Linked DNA regions of Homo sapiens: region 1 is linked to region 2. The links are chromatin loops, found by intact Hi-C in ENCODE. Cell type or tissue: IMR-90. All regions are shown on one strand. Each heading gives the region's core, and the rest is flanking DNA. Links, peaks and the distances in the headings are about the cores only.

The links. Peaks named below come from ENCODE experiments on the same cell type or tissue, not always from the same donor. Only the 100,000 strongest peaks of a DNase experiment are listed, where the experiment ranks them.
Region 1: a loop joins it to region 2, with 2.0 times the contacts of the local background. A loop is called at or near these places in 3 of 110 quality-filtered maps.

Annotation. Positions count from the first base shown.
Region 1 is chr6:130,125,218-130,134,425 of GRCh38, forward strand. It overlaps L3MBTL3 (L3MBTL histone methyl-lysine binding protein 3), which reads left to right. Exons shown (of 23, transcript NM_032438.4): 21 at 8,235-8,404; 22 at 8,626-8,688. Among named protein-coding and RNA genes, the nearest start is that of SAMD3, 93 kb to the right of the region's middle. In IMR-90, for the core only: no CTCF peak of the experiment used is centred there; a DNase peak (open chromatin) is centred at 4,954.
Region 2 is chr6:130,041,863-130,051,490 of GRCh38, forward strand. It overlaps L3MBTL3 (L3MBTL histone methyl-lysine binding protein 3), which reads left to right. Exons shown (of 23, transcript NM_032438.4): 3 at 823-939; 4 at 7,420-7,531; 5 at 7,894-7,968; 6 at 9,387-9,546. The coding sequence starts at 838. Among named protein-coding and RNA genes, the nearest start is that of L3MBTL3, 28 kb to the left of the region's middle. In IMR-90, for the core only: a CTCF peak has its summit at 5,898 (motif pointing right); a DNase peak (open chromatin) is centred at 5,049.

The DNA.
Region 1 (9,208 bases), core at 3,801-6,300, 83 kb after region 2:
TCAACATGTTTTTCAAGTTGAAATAGCTCACTCAGTCTCTCGTTCTGTCGAGTGTGCTATTTACTGCCTTTAACATGAATTTTAACAGCAGTGTCTCTTATTTTCCTGTGATTTCCTACATTGGCTTGTTCTCTTTTCATAGCCTATTTTTTGTTTTATAGAGTTTATTTCCCCTTGTGCATTGCTAACGTCATGAAACTCTTCTGTCTATAACTCAGTGCTCTTCTTCTGATGTTTTCTAGAACTTTTTATCAGAGGCCCCATGGTAATTGTTTTCTGTTTGATCATTTTTGCGTCCCGAGAAGTTTTCCCAAGGTCTTTTGTGAAGAACACTAAATGCTTAATGTTCCCATTTGAGTCCTGGCACAATTCCTCTTTCAAACCCAAGGCTGAAGGTCAGACAGATGTGCTCCATTCTGGAGCCCTCTAGTGAACCTACAGGTGCCCACCAGTGTTCATTCTCATTTCCATTCCTCCAGTGGCAGAAGCAGCCCTTTCAAACCTAGCCTGGCTGGGGTGGCCTGGGGTTGGGAGAGAATGCCCCTTGCAGTGTGGGTAGCATTTATTCTAGAGGAGACTTGAGAAACCACCCTAAGTTGCTTTACAATGTCAAGAGGATTTAAGACTCCGTAGGTCCATGAGGCCTGTTTTGAGTCTAGGAGCAAATTGATTTAAAAGACACGCATGCACACACACACACCCCTCTTAAAAAAGGATATTTCCCTCCCCCCCACCCATTTCTTCTGTTAATTGTGTTTAGTACAGTAGAGTATGTGTAATTATGAGCTTTTGGGGATGAATCCTGCTATGCTACTGAATTTGATCTTTGGGGACTTTAACTCAATACTTCCCTCCCTCGCTCCCTCCCTCCCTCCTTACCTCTTTCCCTCCCTCCCTCCCTCTCTTTTTTTGCTTCTGTCTTCTCTACCTGAATAAGTAGCTCATTCCTACCATTATGGAAGTCCCATTAGTAAAGAATTGAATAGTTTGACCTTCAAATTTAAATTGTTGTATTCCTGGGAAAGGTATGGTTTTGTTTTCCCTTCTGCAGCCACTCTCTCTCCTGGGTGGCTCATGTGTGGAGAGAACTGAATTCTACTTTATAACATGCCAGATTCTCACCTCCTTTTGTCTGGCACTTGCCCTCCTGGGTCAGCCTACCACATGATGGTTCTGTTGGGCCCTAATGGAAACAGTCTGGTAGGAAGCAGGTTCTTACCCTCCATGGTATTAGAGATGTCTCTTTCCACCAAAAGACCTCATATTTGGTTTAGGTAGTGTTCATTGAAGATTTATTGTCTTGTTTCTCCTGAAACACCAGAGGATGTTTATTTCAGGATCATCTTTATTTGAAAAGTCTTTTTACAAAGGTATTTTCTCTGCATCACTTTCTTCTACCCTAAGCCAAATCAGGAATTTTAATACCTGTACTCAACCAGAAATGAGAGGCATGTGAGCAGATTTGATTTGCAGATTTCTACTTTGGATAATGACATTATTATTTATTAAACTTCATTTCAAAAAAGTGTAGGGACAGAGGGTAAGCTTCCCCTCTGCCTTCTCTGAAGGTTCACTGAGATGACTGACAATAGATTAATAGGAGAAAGAGGCATACAGAATGTATTAATGTGCATAAACGTGGGAGTCCTGCAAATATGAGACTCAAGTCCAATGGTTGAAGCTTGTGACCCCTTTTCATAGAAGAAAGGAGAATGGGGGTGGGATTGGTATAGGCAGTTGTGAGGGGTAGTAAATAATTTTCAGGAGAAATGAATGAGCCCAAAGAACAATGGCCTGGGACAAAATTTCTCTGAGTTCTGTGGGAGGTTGCAGGCAGGTGAGGAGCAGAACTTCACTGTGAACAAATGTTGGTCTTACTATGTAGATAATGTCTCTTGGGTAATCTCTTGGAGCTGCCCTGAGAAGAATAGATGAAAAGTCTCTCTGAGCATGGTGATGACTTTTAGTGGTTAAATCTTTCTTGGCTATTTGATGAGACTTCTAAGTTGGCAATAGCATTTCTTTTGGAAAGAAGTTTTCTTAGTCAGATAAGGAAATTCTAGAGAACTTCTCTCTGCACGTGGGAAAGAAGGGAACAGAGAGACCAGGGCATGGGGGAAGGTCAAAGGGAGACCTTGCTTCTGAGGCTTACTTCTGAGGTCTTTCAGTTTCCTTTAATTCAGAGCATTTAGCATGCCAAAGCGCCACATTTTGGGTCATTGTCCTCTGTAGCCTAACAAAAGTCTGCAAGTATATGCTGTATTTATATAGCCTTCAAGTTTCTGATACAGTACAGTGCTGAATAAATAATTGCTGAATGAAGAACTTTCATATGGTAAACAATAGAGGCAGGCCTTTATCACTAAGAATCAACATTTAAAAAACATCCTTGTTTGCTGCTTTTTTAGAGGGATGAAATAATGAAGTCAAAGATCCACAAACTTATTTTTCTTACTATTACTCCCATCTATCATTTTCTTCTGATATTAACGAGACCCAGCGATTGATGTTGTTTTAATGATATAGTTCCACAAGTGCATTAAATTGCTTTCCAAGTCACCAAAGTGAGACTTCCATTTTTTTGTTTTTTTTAGTAACATTAAGTAGTTTATTTAATACCTGCTGCTAGTTTATATAACTTTTATTATCCAAATAATACGTTTATTATAGAACAATTAGCAAATACAGGGAAGCAAAATGGAGAAAATCAAAATTATGTGTAATTTTATACCATTTTCTGAATGTGGGGACCTACTTTTTTAGACTGTTTCTATCTGAAGTGTACAAAATACTTTGTAACCTGCAGTTTGCATAAGTATTTATACTTCTTGCAACATAATGTTAAATATTCTCTCTGTGGATGGATGTAGCATCACTTAACAAACCAATCCCCTACTGTTGGGTTATCTAGGCTAGTTATTTTGTATTTCTGACTGTTATAAATGTTTTTGCAGTAAACTTTAGTAGTGATTAGGGTTAGGGGGGTGTGTGTGTGTGTAATATAAAACACATAAAGTGGCTTATGTAAGGTAAAAGAGGCTTATTTCTCTTCCACATAAAGGAAGTACAGAGCTTGGTCCAGGATTTAAATGGTACTTAACAGTGTCAGGAAATCAGATTCCATTTATCTTGCTGCTCTGCCTTGCAGAGCACGTATTCCCAACACCATATCATGGTTAGAGGTGGTTGCTGGAAGGCTAGCCATTAAAGTACTATTCTACCCAGCAGGAAGGAGGGACATATTGGGGGAGTGGTGGTGGGTGTGCTGTCAGCCTTTAAGAGCACTTCCAAGTCCAATTAGCAGAACTCACAGGATGTTGTAGATTCCACTTCTGCTTATGTCCGTTAGTCATATGGCCACTTTTAGCTGAAAAGGAAGCTGGGGAATATAGTCTTCATCTCAGTACAGTTACATACGTACCAGAGACCCTCCACTGTAACTGACTTTGAGATGATTGTTAGCGTTCGTGCTTCATTATTTTCTTAAGATGAACTTCTAAACTTGGAATTGTGGAGTCAGTGGATGATAACTCAGAAGGAATCTTTTCCAGGTGAGAGAAAAGACTTTTGCCCAAAGCTGCTCCTTGGAGTGTTTTGTGGTTTCTTTAGCATACCAGTGCATGATGAAGATAAGAATGGGAGACATTCTTTTATCTCGCTGGAAGGTGCCATCCATCCGATCTATCCAGAGAGCATCTGCTGACCCTGTTGGAGGTGCACAGGTGCAGGGTCGGTAGAGGCACCTCTTACTGGGGCTTTGCCAGTGAATGTTTGAAATTTGAGTATAAAAGAGATCCTAACAGTACATTCCTTATACCGTGCAATATCTCATGGTGTGTAGGGCCAGGGATATTGGTGGTGCTGTGTTCTAAGACTGGAAGCTACTTTTCAGCTGGTCCTGTCTGACTTGTAGGTAGATTTGGATCTTCAAATTTGGCACACAAAAATCTTTTTATCTTTTTTTCAACAAAACATTGGTCTTTATGCCTCTTATTCATGACTAGAGGTCTTTAGTGTCTGTCTCTTTCTCATACATATGTATAGGCCTCACTGAGAAAATTTTTTAAAAGTAGTGATTATTTGATTAAACATTAGACTGAATAGATTAATTTGTTCATAAACATAATGAATATTATTATTTTTCTCTGCAGTATACTGTGTCCATTTTAATGTACTGTCACTTTTCTCTTAATTCTTATCTTTCCACTGTTGAGGATGACAGCTTTGGTTCTACAAATAAAATTTATCAGATTGTTGAATCAAGAATCAGGAAGGATGACCATTCCTTCCATATGGTAATTTTAGTTATTCGCAGTCAGCCTAAAATATTTTTTACTCACTGTGGAAGCACACAACCCGAAACCAAGTGGGGCAAGTGAGAAAAGAGTTTGATCACATACCTTTGGTCAATTTTCATCACAGAAAACTTCAGAAATATAGAAAACTTCTTAAAAATTTTCTTTTCCATGCATGTCAATGGTTTGAGAGGAGAGTGGTACGAAATAGGGTCCCAGGCAAAGGGAGGTGGCTGAAATGTCTTTAGAACACGAGGCTCTGTTTCCCGAGGCATACTGTGCACATTTAAACCTACTCTTCCTTACTCTTGGCACTGAACCACCTACTGGAGCCAGAGTCTATTTGCATTTATTTTAGCCTATGTCATAACATGTTAAAACAAAAACCTGGAGTCACTTTTCTTTGCAATTCAAGGAATGCAGTACAAATTTGCTCAAATGAAGCTGCTTTCTTTATTCCTTTTGGATTAAAATCATAGGAGGTGGCATGCTGTGTGGCAGATAACATCAGTTAGCGAGGAAGACTCAGCAAAAGGAAGGAAAGTCTTAATGCGAAGGAGGCAGAGTTGGTACTAGGATTGGAAGAGTATGTATATCTAGGCCTATTTATCGTATCAGGCTTAAAGACATGCAGAGGCAACCACAGACATAAGGGCTTTGGTGTTTTTAGTCATTTCCTTAGAATGGGTTAGTTATTTTTCTAAGGAACAATGTGCGGAACATTAGAAATGAATTGTGACTAATACAGCTTTTAGCAGAAAATAAAATGGAAGAGTAGGTCTGCAGTGATAGAATGAACAGTGCTGAGTGTTAATAGAACATAAACAGTAATAGGATAAAGACTATGGCTTTGGAAAAGACTAATTATATGGCATGCACTCAGGATACAAATTATAAAGTCAGCCCTATGGTATTACTGTAGTGTAGAATTGGAAATCTTACCATTTCATATAAAGCTGTCTTATAAAATATGTACAAATATTGTATTTCAAATAATAGCTAAGCTCTTTAGAATACCTGAGATTAAAAAGATGTTTTTAAGTTACTCCGTATTTTGCTACACAAAAATTCCTTAAATCTGGGCAATTCAAAAAGAAAAAGAGAATAAAAACAAACTTTCTGCTTTATGTATTTGGTTCATAATAGATATTCAATAAAATGGGATGAGGACCTGCACCTTTGAGGTTGATTGGATGAAATGTGGAAAGAGGGATAATGATGGCTTTTTAAAACATATTTGAAGATTTGAAATGTTTCATGTGGAGCAGACACTAGAATTTTTCTGTATAAGCTCAATGAGGTAGTACCAGAACCAGTGGGTGTCAACTCCAGTAAAATAGATTTTTGACTCAGCATAGTGACTTTCTAGCATTCAGAGCAATTCAAATTTTGGATTAGGCTAGTTTAAGAATAAACTTATTAGAAAACTGTAACAGAACAATAAGAAATAAATTTTTTAAAAATTTACCACTTATAACAGCCTCAGGAAACATCTGATACATAGGAATAAATTTAACAAAAGATGTGCAAGATCTCTACCTGAAAATGACAAAATATTAATGAGAGATATTAAAGAAGAGCCAAAGAAATTGAGGGATTTAGCTTCTTCATGGATTGGAAGACTCAATATTGTAAAGAAGTCATTTCTTAACCAAATTTATCTATTGGAAATTTGTCTAGTAGAAATAAGCCCTTTACAAAAGAGCCTCTCTATGTGGACAATAAACATAGGGAAAGATTATCATTAATCATGGAATGCATTTGTAACCATAATGTGATACCACTATACACCCACTAAACGGTTAAAAAGAAAAAGATAGACAATACCAAGCATTGGTGTGGAGGTGAAGCAATTGGAACTGTCATATGCTGTTGGTAGGTATTCTGCAGTTGTTTTGGAAAGCTGACAGGATTTACCAAAGCTTAATGTACACACATGCTGCGACCTCAGAGTTTCACTCTTTGGTATATGTGCAATGGAAACACATACGTACATTCAAGAAATTGTTACCAGGAAAGGGTCGCAGTCCAGACCCCAGGAGAGGATTCTTGGGTCTCGCGCAAGAAAGAATTTGGGGCAAGTCCAGAGAGTGAAGTGAGGATGCAAAAGTGTATTAGGAAAGGAAAGGAATAAAGAATGACTACTCCAAATGGTTGCCCATTTTTGTGGTTATTTCTTGATGATATGCTAAACAGGGGGTGGATTATTTGTGCCTCCCCTTTTTAGACTGTATAGGGTAACTTCCTGATGTTGACATGACAATTGTAAACTGTCCTGGCGCTGGTGAGAGTGTAGCAGTGAGGACGACCAGAGGTCACTTGGTTTTGGTGGGTTTTGTCTGGCTTCTTTACTGCAGTCTGTTTTATCAGCAAGGTCTTTATGACCTGTATCTTGTCCACATCTCCTAGCTCATCCTGTGACTTAGAATGCCTTAACCATCTGGGAATGCAGTTGTCTCAGACCCAGTAGGTATCAGCCTCATTTTACCCAGCTCCTGCTCAAGATGGAGTTGCTCTGGTTCAAACGCCTCTGACAAAATAATCTGTACAAGAATGTTTGTAATAGCACTGTTTGTAATAGCACCAAATTAAAAACAACTCAGATGCTCATTGTTCATGATCTCCAAATAAATTATAGAGTATTCACAGCCACAAAAACCATACAAGAAAGAGAAGGTAACTTCTACTACTCACAACAATGTGGATGAATCTCAGAAACATGCTGTTTAGAGAAAGAAGCCAGATACCCAAGTTTCCATTTTAAATACAATTCAAAAAAGGGTAAATGAATCTATGGTGTTAGTAGTCAAGGAAGTGGTCACCCTTGACAGATGAGGTGCGATTGGAAGGGTGTGCTGGCCACGTTTTGTTTTCAGTCAGGGTGTTGGTTACATGGGTGTGTTCACTTTGTGAAAATTCAGTGAACTTTACACTTAGTGATTTCTGTGTCTTTCTGTAGATCTTAGAGATATAAAAGCAAGGCTTTGTGATAGAATTGAGGTGTCCTTGTAACTGAGCTGGTGTGTGAGCAGAGAGGAAATGTATGGGAGGTGCCTTTCTTCTGAGGTGCTTTGAATACAGAGTTTTCAGAAAAGGTTTCTGTTCTAAAGGACCATAAGGAGACGACGATTGACAGCTCTAAGTCAAGCGTCCAGAGGACAAAAATCCTTTGCTAGAGAATGGCCGTTTTAGGAAAGCAGCCATAAAACTAGCTTTGGGTTCAGAAGCTCTAACATAAATAGAATATTCAGTAGGGTTTTTTTTTTTCTTTCAAGAGATGGGACCTTGTCTTGTTGCCCAGGCTACAGTAAGAATATTTAGTAGTTTTAATTTTGATCTGAACAAGTAAAAAATTACAAAAACATTTGCATTTCTGCTGTTTTATTTTTATTGCAATAATTTCATATCCCTGTCAAAAAATTGAATTGGCTATTTAAAAAATCAGTATGATTAGTAAATAAGAAGTTAAAAAACCAAACCAAGCCCTGAGACAAAAGGAGAGAGAAAGTATGCCAACTGTGAATACATGGTAAGCACAGGTGTTAGACGTGAGATGCAACTTGGCTGTTACCTTTACAACATCCAAAGCAGAAAGGGGAGCAAATAAACAACTTCCTAGAATAAGACTAACTTTCCTTCCCATTAAAACTTTGAGGCACGTTTCTTATCTGAAGCATTAAAGAGACAACGTTGAACAACATAATGAAGCATGTCTTTAGTAATGAGTGCTGTAGCAAATGATATCAGTTGAATTTACAGGTTGTTTTTTATAGTGACCTTCAGTAAAGACAAAGAAGAGCCTATTCAATAGTATAATGCTGAAAGGAACCAATGCTTTAACCACTCCCACCTCCAGTCTCGTTATCTGGGAGATGCACGGCATTTGGGGCTTTCTTGCTGCTTTCAGAGAGTGATTTCCCATTTGTTTTCATTGACCAGGTGCCCGGGAAGAACCCACCGTCCAGCAGGCACAGCGTCGGTCAGCTGTCTTTCTGTCCTTTAAGTCCCCAATTCCATGTCTGCCCTTGCGCTGGGAGCAGCAAAGCAAACTTCTTCCAACTGTCGCAGGAATCCCTGCCAGTAAAGTTTCCAAATGGAGCACAGACGAGGTATATTTTATTTTCTTTGCTGCCCGACACCAGATACAGGATTACTGGCTTAAGAGGTGTGGAACATTGAGCGTAGGTAGCGTTTAGTCTTTTTTTTTCTGAAAGAGAAGAAATTATTGTGAGAGAAATAACTAATGCATATGGGTTAAATGTTTTGAACCTGTAGCATTTAGATTCTGACTGTGTTTTTTAACTGGGAATTTTGATATTGCTTTTGACAGGTGTCAGAATTTATACAGAGCTTACCTGGGTGTGAAGAACATGGAAAGGTATTTAAAGATGAAGTAAGTATTCCACTAAATTGCAATATGTTACTTAATGGGATCAAAGCACTGAAATGCAGTGGAAGGTGAAATGTGTGGAATTGGCAGAGTCAAAAAGAGATGGGGTGTGTTGAAATTGACAAATTGATGTATACTAACAGGCAGTATGAATCAGTTGTATAAAAATGTCTTTGTATAAGATGAGATGCATAAGAATGTTTGTGAGTACCATTTTATGATACCCCACAGCAGTAACACTAGGCTCCTTATAAAAAGAAAACCCACAGAACTTAATAGCATGCATTTATATAGTTTATAGCACAGAGGAAGCCAAAGAAAGAAAGAAGCAACATTTTCTCTTTTTAATAAAGTGAAATTAGTTTCCATTATTTTATTTTCCAGTGTCATTCTAACAACACCATGATTGACTCCATTTGAGGTTTATAATAAGTAATATTAGCATTATGTCTAAAAAAATCCCTTAAGTCATATACATTCCTCAATAATGTTTATAATAAGATATTTATCACAGTCCACTTTT
Region 2 (9,628 bases), core at 4,544-7,043:
TTAGACACCACAGTCTGAAGCTAGACTGCTCATTACTGTTGATTGATGATTGTTTCTAGATTCTTTCAGTGGACAAAACTAGAAAATACACATATTTCTAAAGATAAAACACATCATGAATTCATACTGATACCTCCATTCAGATTTAGGAGCCATCAATCTTTCATCAGTTGTCTATGATACCAACATAATTACTTATTTGTTTTTCTCATGTTACAAAGACAACAGTCTTAGAACAACAGTATCAATACCACAACCAATGATGTGATTATGGAAATTTGTTTTCCAATTTTTTTAAAAAATGAAAATTAGAAATTTTATCACAATTTAGGTAGCCAAATTGGTTATCTTAACAGAGCCTTTTTATGGGTATTTGCTGTACATTTTGAGACTGTTTTCCTATTTCCTAGAATAACAAATTGGCAGATTATCATTTATCCATACCTACTTTTTTCTAGTGTCTTAAAACAGAAAACAAACTACTTACAGGCAAGGAATTCTATCCATATGGCATTATGACTTTTTGTTTTAAGTGAATATGCCTTGAATAAATGAATTTCTTTTGTTTATGAATAGAAAATGTTTACCATAACACTTTTTAACTAAGACATTTTTATTAATATTTTTTCTCTATACTTTTCCAAGGATCGTACTAGGAAAAAAGTGTTAATATTTTTGAAGTAGCTGTTTTTAGATCCAGGGATATGGGATATTGTGATCAAGAAAATTATGTAATTAAGGGAAACTGAACTAACGAGTACTAAATTAAAAACAGATTTCCATGTGGAATATTTAGTGATATGCCTTCTTTTCCCCTTTCAGGTTAAAAAATAAATCATGACTGAATCTGCCTCTAGCACAAGTGGTCAAGAGTTTGATGTGTTCAGTGTTATGGACTGGAAAGATGGAGTGGGCACGTTACCAGGAAGTGACTTAAAGGTAAACCCTCTTTATTACATACAATTATGTGTGTGTGCATCTGTGCGTATGCTTACTTAAAATTGGATACATATGTGAAATAAAAATTAAAAGCATTAATCATAGTGGTGTAGGTTTTAGATGATGCTTAGACCTCCACAATAAATTTGCAAGACAATTTGAAATGCTGATGGAATGGCAGAGCCTTTGTCACTTGGATAAGGGGAGTAAGGAATGTTTCTGCAGTATGTGCTTATTTCGCAGAAATTGATTTATAGTTTCAAGAAGGATCATCTCAGTTTTGACTCTTACCGTGACAGCCTATAAATGCAGAAATGGCAGACTTAGAAGAGCTATCTTTTTTGATTTTGTAGTAATGGGCTTTGTAACTTTAAGTGAATAGCCACAATCTCTGTGTCCTAGAGTTCTCATTTAAAAACTGGATAATGTTAAAGTATTGAATAAATAGGATTATTCACCTCTCTTAAATTAATTATACTGTAAATATGGATTTTTATATAATGACTTGTTCAAAATCGGGTTCTTCCTGTAAATCCGTCTGCCTAAGTATAGATGAGAACTCTTTGGAGAGCAATACTTCAGTCTGCTGCTTTTGTATAACCTTGCCCTGCCTCCTTTTCCCAGTAACCCCAAACCTATTCCAGGACCACTTCTGTTGTCCCATGAAACATGGTTGCGCAAGCACCGATCTGGGAAACCAACTACCCCCATCTCTCATTTCTAATTTGCTTTTGCTCTGATCCTATCTCTGGAACCTTGAACCGGTCTGTGGCCCTTTAGACTTTGTGTTTGCACTTGATCGTTCAGGTATTTGAACTTCACATCTCCCCAACAGGCCATTGCTGGGCTTACCTCTCAAATGTTTGGTATTCTAGGCTGTCTTGAATAGAAATTCTTGCTCCATTATTTAGGCCTCCTGGAATCTAGTCCCTTTTAGTGGCTGCTTGACAAGTATCCTAGCCAAGCCTGCCCTAGCTCATCCTCAGTGGTGAGATTGGGACAATCTGCCTGTCATTGGAAAAATACTTAGATTTTAGTTGGGTTGGGTTTAATTAAGTGTAATGTGCCAACACCTCTGAGTTTAGTTTAACAAAAATGTTGCACTGAGGTTTAGTAGAATCTGGAGAGGAGATTGGGTTTTCAGTTTTAGCTCTGTATGACCTTGAAAAAGCCAGTTAATCCCTTTCGGTCAAGTTTCCTCTGCAGTAAATTAGGAATTAATTGAATGCCAAGCGTTTTGCTTGCGCTGACATTCTCCAAATATTCATCTGGATAAGATATGACAGAGAAAGGTTGCTGAACATTTTTGAGAAAGAAAAACTGTTTCTCAAACTGGTCATGTCAACTACATAATAGCTACCCAAGCTTTGTCAAATTATTTCAATTGCCTAAGTTTTGGAAGCCTTATCTGTAAAATTGAGGACATTAGAATCTATGTGATAAGGTGGTTTTGAGGATTGAAAAAAATAATAGAGAACACTTAACAAATTGTATTTTTTCTGGCTTTGTGACTTACTATGTACAGTGCCATTTTTAATTGCTTTACTCCTTTATTTCCCTTGTGTGTTTTTATCCATTTTCCTCTCAATGGCTTTTTTTAAAAAAAACTGTCACGTGGATGATGAAATTTGTAAATTTTTTTCAGTTAGCTTTTAACAATAGAGTGAAGTTTCCATCCCTAAGAAATCTGTATTGCTTTAAGGTTTTCTAAGCAATGAGTTTTAGAAATTAACCTATTACTTGTATTAAGGTAATCAGGTAATTAAGCCATTTAGTGGGTATTATCATCTGAGTTATTTGATAATGACTTTCAGACCCATCTAATTATCTGGGTAATTGCCATGTATCCAATTCATGTGCTGTAGACAGTTTGATACCTCCCTTAAAAAATAATTTAAATGTCATTTTCTTTTACTTTATGACCCTTTTTATCTGAGATTCAGAGGTGACCCAATTGATTATATCACTGAAGATTTCTAATTCACTTGCTTCCTACTTAAAATCCAAGTTGCTTAAGAAATCTGATTAAGAAATTGATTTTTCACAAAATTAGGATATTAGAAAGAACTTTGAATGAATCATGAAATTTTCTCTCACTTCATTCTTTGCCTATTTTATCCTACCTAGGCTTCTATGTTTCAGTGGGTAGAGGCATCTAGATTTCCTAGGCTAAAGTTAATTCAGTTAATATAGTCAGCAAATCTATAGAAGTCAATTTCTTATCATGGGAACAGGTTTTTGTATGCCTCAATTTTTGCTGTTTTGAAATAACTTTTCCTGTAAAATCCCCATGATTGCTATCCAGTCAAGTTACACCCTTCTTCTTCACATTTTTTAGCAGTTGCCAGAATCTTTTTGGTGAAGTTCAAGCCCCTTAAGTTTACCACAAGAGTTTTTTGGTGGTCTGGCCTCTGCTTTCCTCTCTGGCCATGTCTCATTTCACTCCCACTGCCACTCTTGTTTTCTCCCCAGCCCAAACCACTAGTTGAAGCCTTCACACGCTGGGCCCTTGTTACTGTTCCCTGTTGCTGGAATCCCTTCTCCACACTGGGCTATCGCATGCTTATATAAACAGAGCACAGACATCTCTGGGTGCAGTAGGGGAAAGAATAGAGAACGTACTCTCTGCTGAACACTCTACCTGCATCTTTTTATTTAATTCTTTTATTTTACCCTTTTTAAGATAGTTTTTGTCTCGTCAGTTTACAGATGGGGAAATGGAGGCCTGGAGTAGTTAATTCACTTGTTTAGGTCAGTTACTGGCAGGGGTCTCAAAACCAGGCTTTTCTGATATTTAAAATGGATTATCTTACACCTGCTATACTGCTGTCTAAAGAGAGAAAACACCTTCATATCAAAAGAGATGCAAGGAAAATTTTACAGGAATTTAGAGGAGGTAAAAATTTATTTCAGCTGGAGGGATCAGGAAGGCTTTGAAAAGCAGATGTCATTTGAGCTTCAGGTGCCTGGAAATATGTAGGAGTCTCCATGAATACTTTAGGGAGGAAGGGAAGGAGAAGGGCTTCCAGAAGAGGGAGTAGCTTAAGAAGGTACAGAGTGTTAAGGGAGAAACAGCAAGTGTCCACTGACATTCTTGAAAATATTATAGTCATTAAAACACTTTTGCCTAAGCAAGCTTTGGAAACTTCACCAATGCCTAGTTTGTCCTTTTAAAATGCAAATTCGTATTTGTAGATTAATGTCTCAGCGCCAGCTGTAAGAACAGGGAGGTGACTAAGTGGCAGTGCAGAGGGACATGGTAGGGCTTCCCATAACTGAGCAGTTTCCCTACCTGAACTTCTAATGATGTCTGAAATTTACAGAGAATTATTCCTCTGGGTCATAATGTCTTTCGGAGTCTCTCAGTAAAATGCAGATACACTCCTGAGAGGACAGCATCTTATCTAGTAAGAATAATTGCCAGTTAGCCAAGAGCAAGACCCTGCCTGCAGTAGCAGGCAGAGACCCAACAGTAAAATTCACCGCACTCTTAATACACGGTTTTTGCCTTGCTTTGATTAATGTTGAAAACAATTTAGTTATCAAACATCTTTGCCCTTAAAACACACTGGTAAGTCGATTCAAATCTCAGCATTGAAGGTAATAAAATGAAAATAACCTCAACAGTATCTTCTAATGATTTATTATTAAATCAGGCAAATATAGGCAAAAGATCCTTTGACTCTACAATCAAAAATAAAAAAGAGAGTTGAATCAATTAAAGGTAGTTCAAGCCAAACAAAACATGTGCAGTCCCTTATATATTTCAGGCATAATTTTTTTCTGATTGACCTGGATATATCCACATGCAGAAAAAGTTAGCAGATGTGTTTTGTTTGCTTAATAGTAAATCCCTTTTGTAAAGTTTATAATTTTGACTTTCTTGGTTGTAGAGTGGAGCCACGTGGCAAGTTTTTTACATATTTTAGCTCTCTAGGTTAAAAGAACTAATGATTTAAAGAAATATAAACAAAGGTGAAATTTCCATCATTCCAAAACCATTTGTAAAAGCATCACTAATTTCAGAACCTGGGTGTTTTATTGGAAAACATAGTGTTAGGAAATGTATCAGTCTTTCTGGAATTCTGTCTGTAGGACTTCAGTAATGTTAGCAGGACCTATCAACCTTTGTGGTCTAACATTTTCTATCATAGCAATGTTGTGGAAGACACAGTAAGCCCAAATTGAGAAATCAGAGAAAAATTTGATCCCTGTATGTTTTTGCATATGACAGAATATTTTGAAAATGTTTTGAGGTATTTAATTTTTGAGATAAGCAACTTTGATAAGAGCAGGTATTCTTTATTTTTTTTTCAGGCTTATAGTATGCCTTGAAAACTATGAATCTTGTCCCCAGAAAGCTGTATATGCACATATCATAATTTTGCATATATTTTATGGGATTAATCAACCCTCAAAGTCCATCTGTGGATCTCTGGCTTACAAGAGTGAACTGTGCCCCGAAGTGACATTGCATCTTTACTTTGTACTTAGACTGTAGGTCAGTTACTGGCAATACATTTTAGGAGAAAGAAAAGCTGACTGGGATTGAAGGTTGCATCGTGGGAATCGTTCCTTTTAACTTTGAAAGTATTTGAACCTGAAGCTTCCAGGTGTCATAGTTCTGAGTTCTGACTTGAAGATTTCACTCAGTGATGTTTTCTTTCTCAGTCTTTGAAATGGAGGGTGGTTTGCTGTTTTACAGCAATTTGAAAACTTAAGCCATGGGAGACTTTCTGTTTAATGTAAATGTTTGATGCTATTTCTTACATTTTGTATTTGTCAAATAAGCATAAATTAACATCAGTGACATATGATAAAAGTAAAATTACCTGAAGTGCATTGTCAAGCTTGTGCCTATTGTTTTTGAATTTTAATTCAAATTGATTTTTTATCACATTCTTTAATATCATTAATTAATAATTATCATGGTAGTTTGTTTTTTCTGCTCTTGCCCAGCAGATGGTACTGTCAGCCTTATTTTGAAATATTCTGTCTTCAAAGTGATCATTAAAAACATTTTTTTAAAGATTTCTTTTTCTAAAAGTAAAGTTATTTTTAGCTCTTTTCCTTCTAAATAAACTTTTACCTCTTCCTACATTGACATTTTGGTATACACACTTGGTATAGTACTCACATATTACCTGGGAACTGGTATCTGGAATACATAGTAGGGTTCGAAGACATTCTCACATTCCTTAACCATTTCCACACGTTTAGTCTAGAAACCATTTAATAATTGTGGACTATGCATAGAACATTGTTTAAGGTGCTGTTTTCACCTGATAGAAAGAATAATTATTGATACTTTTTGTTGAAGAGTTTTCCAACTTGCAGTTTAGAATGTAGTTTAGTAAAATAAATAATTCTATTGGCGTGTTGACTAAATCGATTTTTTCGGATTGGCAAATGGAGGGCCTTGCTTAAATACTCATAATTTGCTCATAATTTCTGTGAAAGATCTGAAACATCTTACTATCCTTTTGAATTTTGAGCTTTCTAGCTTTTTCATCACCTGCTAAAATTAGTGGGTCCCTAATGTTATTCTGTTTTATGGAAAAACAGAAGGAATACAGAAAACTGCTTGAAACCCATGAATGTGTGAGTAAACCTCACTGTTTCAGAGAGAACAAGGTCTCCACACGTAGGTAAGCCTTCAACACACACACACAGTACAACCAGGTTGTTGTAGAAACATACTTTATTTGAAGTGTGCTGTCAGGTGAAAGGAAATTTTCAGTATTTGGAATGGAATGTCCATGAAATCAAGATGCTGTTGCTTTTTAGTGATAAAATCAGCATGTAGCTAGTAGACTACTTGTTCAGGTCCCAGAGAAATTTCCAGTTATTTTAGAGGGCTACAAGTGAAGATAATGCAGAATTCTAAAGAGCAGTGAAAGAAAGAGGAAATGTGGCACTGGGGTTATGTGGTTCAGGCTTCAGCCTTCTGTGCTCACTTCTTGGATTGTAAGGAGAAGGATGTTCAGGCCATTATTTCTGGCATAGGGATATTCCTTCTCTCTGAACTGGGTGAGCCTGGGCAAGACAAGTTGATTCCTGGGAAAAGAGTAATTCTCCTTTTACTAAACGTGATTTTTAAATAAAAAATACGACGTAAGAAAAAATAAGTCTTAGTTAAAACACACACACACACACACACACACACACATACACACACAAAGTGTGTTTGAAATGATAGCCTATCAAGTAAGCTGCCAGCTCTATAGGACAGGGCAGAGCAGGGTCATTGGTATCCTTCAACAGACCTTGCTGCTTTGTTCTGTTCTCCTTCCTTGAATTCCAAAATTAGTAAAATGCAAAGGTCTTAGTATTGGTGGGAGGTGTATCAGGATATAATTGTCTAAATTAACTTTTACCATGTAATTAATTTGCTTGAAGACTATATGTGTCAGCCATTAAATAATTAATGACTTTCCTGAGCACTTTTTAAATTTTGCCTTTCTGCTGTGTTGTTGCTAGTTTCGGGTAAATGAGTTTGGAGCCCTGGAAGTTATTACAGATGAGAATGAGATGGAAAATGTTAAAAAAGCAACTGCTACCACCACTTGGATGGTACCAACTGCTCAAGAAGGTAAGGATGGGTCATCTGCATTTTATTTCTTGCTTTTGAAAGATTTGAAATAAGAATATCTAAAGTTTTATAATAGGCTGGAACTTTGAAGGCCCCGGGTAATTTTTGTGCCTCATGTTGTTAGGTAAATTTCTATAATGAAACTGATAGGAGCCAGCATTTATGTTTTAAAATAACTATAAACTGTCTTCTTTGTCCTAATGCCAGATCTGTAGTAGCACAAGGTTAGTTGGAAATTAAGTAAATCCATGTTGTAGCCTACACAGGTGATTTAGCCAAAAGCCTGCCACTTTTTTTCTCATCTACTCCGATGGTTGTAACTAACACCTATATGCTGATGACTCCTAAATCTACATCTCCAGCCCCGACCTCTCCCCCGAGCTCCAGGCCCGTATTTCCACCTGCCTACTGGACATCTCCACCTGGATGTCCCACAGGTACCTCAAACTCCACATGTCTGAAATGCAATTCATTTTCTATTTCTTTCTCCCCTCCCCACAAACCTGCTCTTTCTTCCCTAACCCATATTTCAGTTGACAATAGCACCATCCACCCAGTGGACAAGCAAGAAACACAGGAGTCATCCTGAATTTGTTCTTCCCATCCCCATATCCTGTTACTTATACCTCTTGATTTTTATTTCCTAATATGTCTCAGATCTGGCCTTTTCTATCTATCATCTTTGCCATGGCCTTAATGTAGGCTCTTCTCAACTCTCATCTGAACTATTGCAGATGTCACTCTACTTCTAATTTTACCCCCTTCCAATTGGTCCTGCACCTTGAAGCCAGAGGAACTTAACGTAGATTGCTTATCTGACACTTCACTGATTTCTCATTGCCTTTTTAGCAGAACATACAAAGATCTGGGTGCCTGCACCTACCTGCTCGCCTTGTCTCCTCAGTCTCTGTTTCCTTCTTTGTATGTTGTGTTCTGGCAGTGCCAGCAGCACAGAATTACGTGTAATTTTCCCAACACATCATGTGGTTTCATGCTTTCTTGCCTTTACTCATACTGCTTTTTCTGGCTCAAATGCCATTTCTCTCTTTGTCCAGTTGGTAAATTCCTCTTTGGCCTTCAAAACCCTGTTGAGGCTTTCTATCAGAAAATCCTTCTCTGACCTTACCCCAGGCTGAATGAATCACTTCTTCTGTACTACTTCTGGACCTTGTTTATGCCTCTAGTATTGCATGTATCACATTTTATTATAAATACTGGTTTTCTTGCCTCTCTTTTCTTCTAGACTGTGAGCTCTCTTGGGCAAGGTCTCTACTGTCATTATTAATGTCTAGAATAAATTGGTGCCTAATAACTGCTGGCTGAATGAATGATTAGCCTAACAATTCAGGCAAAAGGAAATGCGAGTTTCTACACAATTTGGATAGCTATGAGTCAGGAAATGTACTACATTGAAAGCGTAATAGAAGAGATGTTGATTTAGCCAATTAAGTAAAACAAAATCATTCATCAAAAGATTATAAATGTGAAATAAAAGAAGATCCTCTGAAATTTTCTGAAAGATACAAATATAGAAGAAGTTTCTATAGATCGATATATGCGTCTTCTGAATTTAGTGACTAGTGAAATTTTCTTCATTTTACTTTGAACTCTGTAGAAAAAGCCTTGGGCAAGCTTTTATCCTTTCTGCAGAATATTTTTTCATTATTTGAATGACTTGAGTGATTTTTACAGAGCCCATACCCCCCGAAAACACTATCATTTGATCATTCATTCATTCAGCAAACACTATTCTTTATTGTGTTGCTAACAAAATTATTAGAAGAAAAAGTTTGATTGTATTTTAGAATGTCTTCTGTCATGGTTGTAATTTGCATTTCTTCTTTTCATCTTCTAGTCTTTTCAGAGAAGACTGGGATGCCTTTCAGGTTGAAGGATCCAGTGAAAGTAGAAGGGCTTCAGTTCTGTGAGAACTGTTGTCAGTATGGCAACGTAGATGAGTGTCTTTCTGGAGGAAACTATTGCAGCCAGAATTGTGCTCGGCACATCAAAGATAAGTAGGTTTTTGCCCCATTCCATCTATAAATTGAGTTTTAGATTCCAAAGTCATGGTGCCTGAGAATATAGAAGTTTTATGCT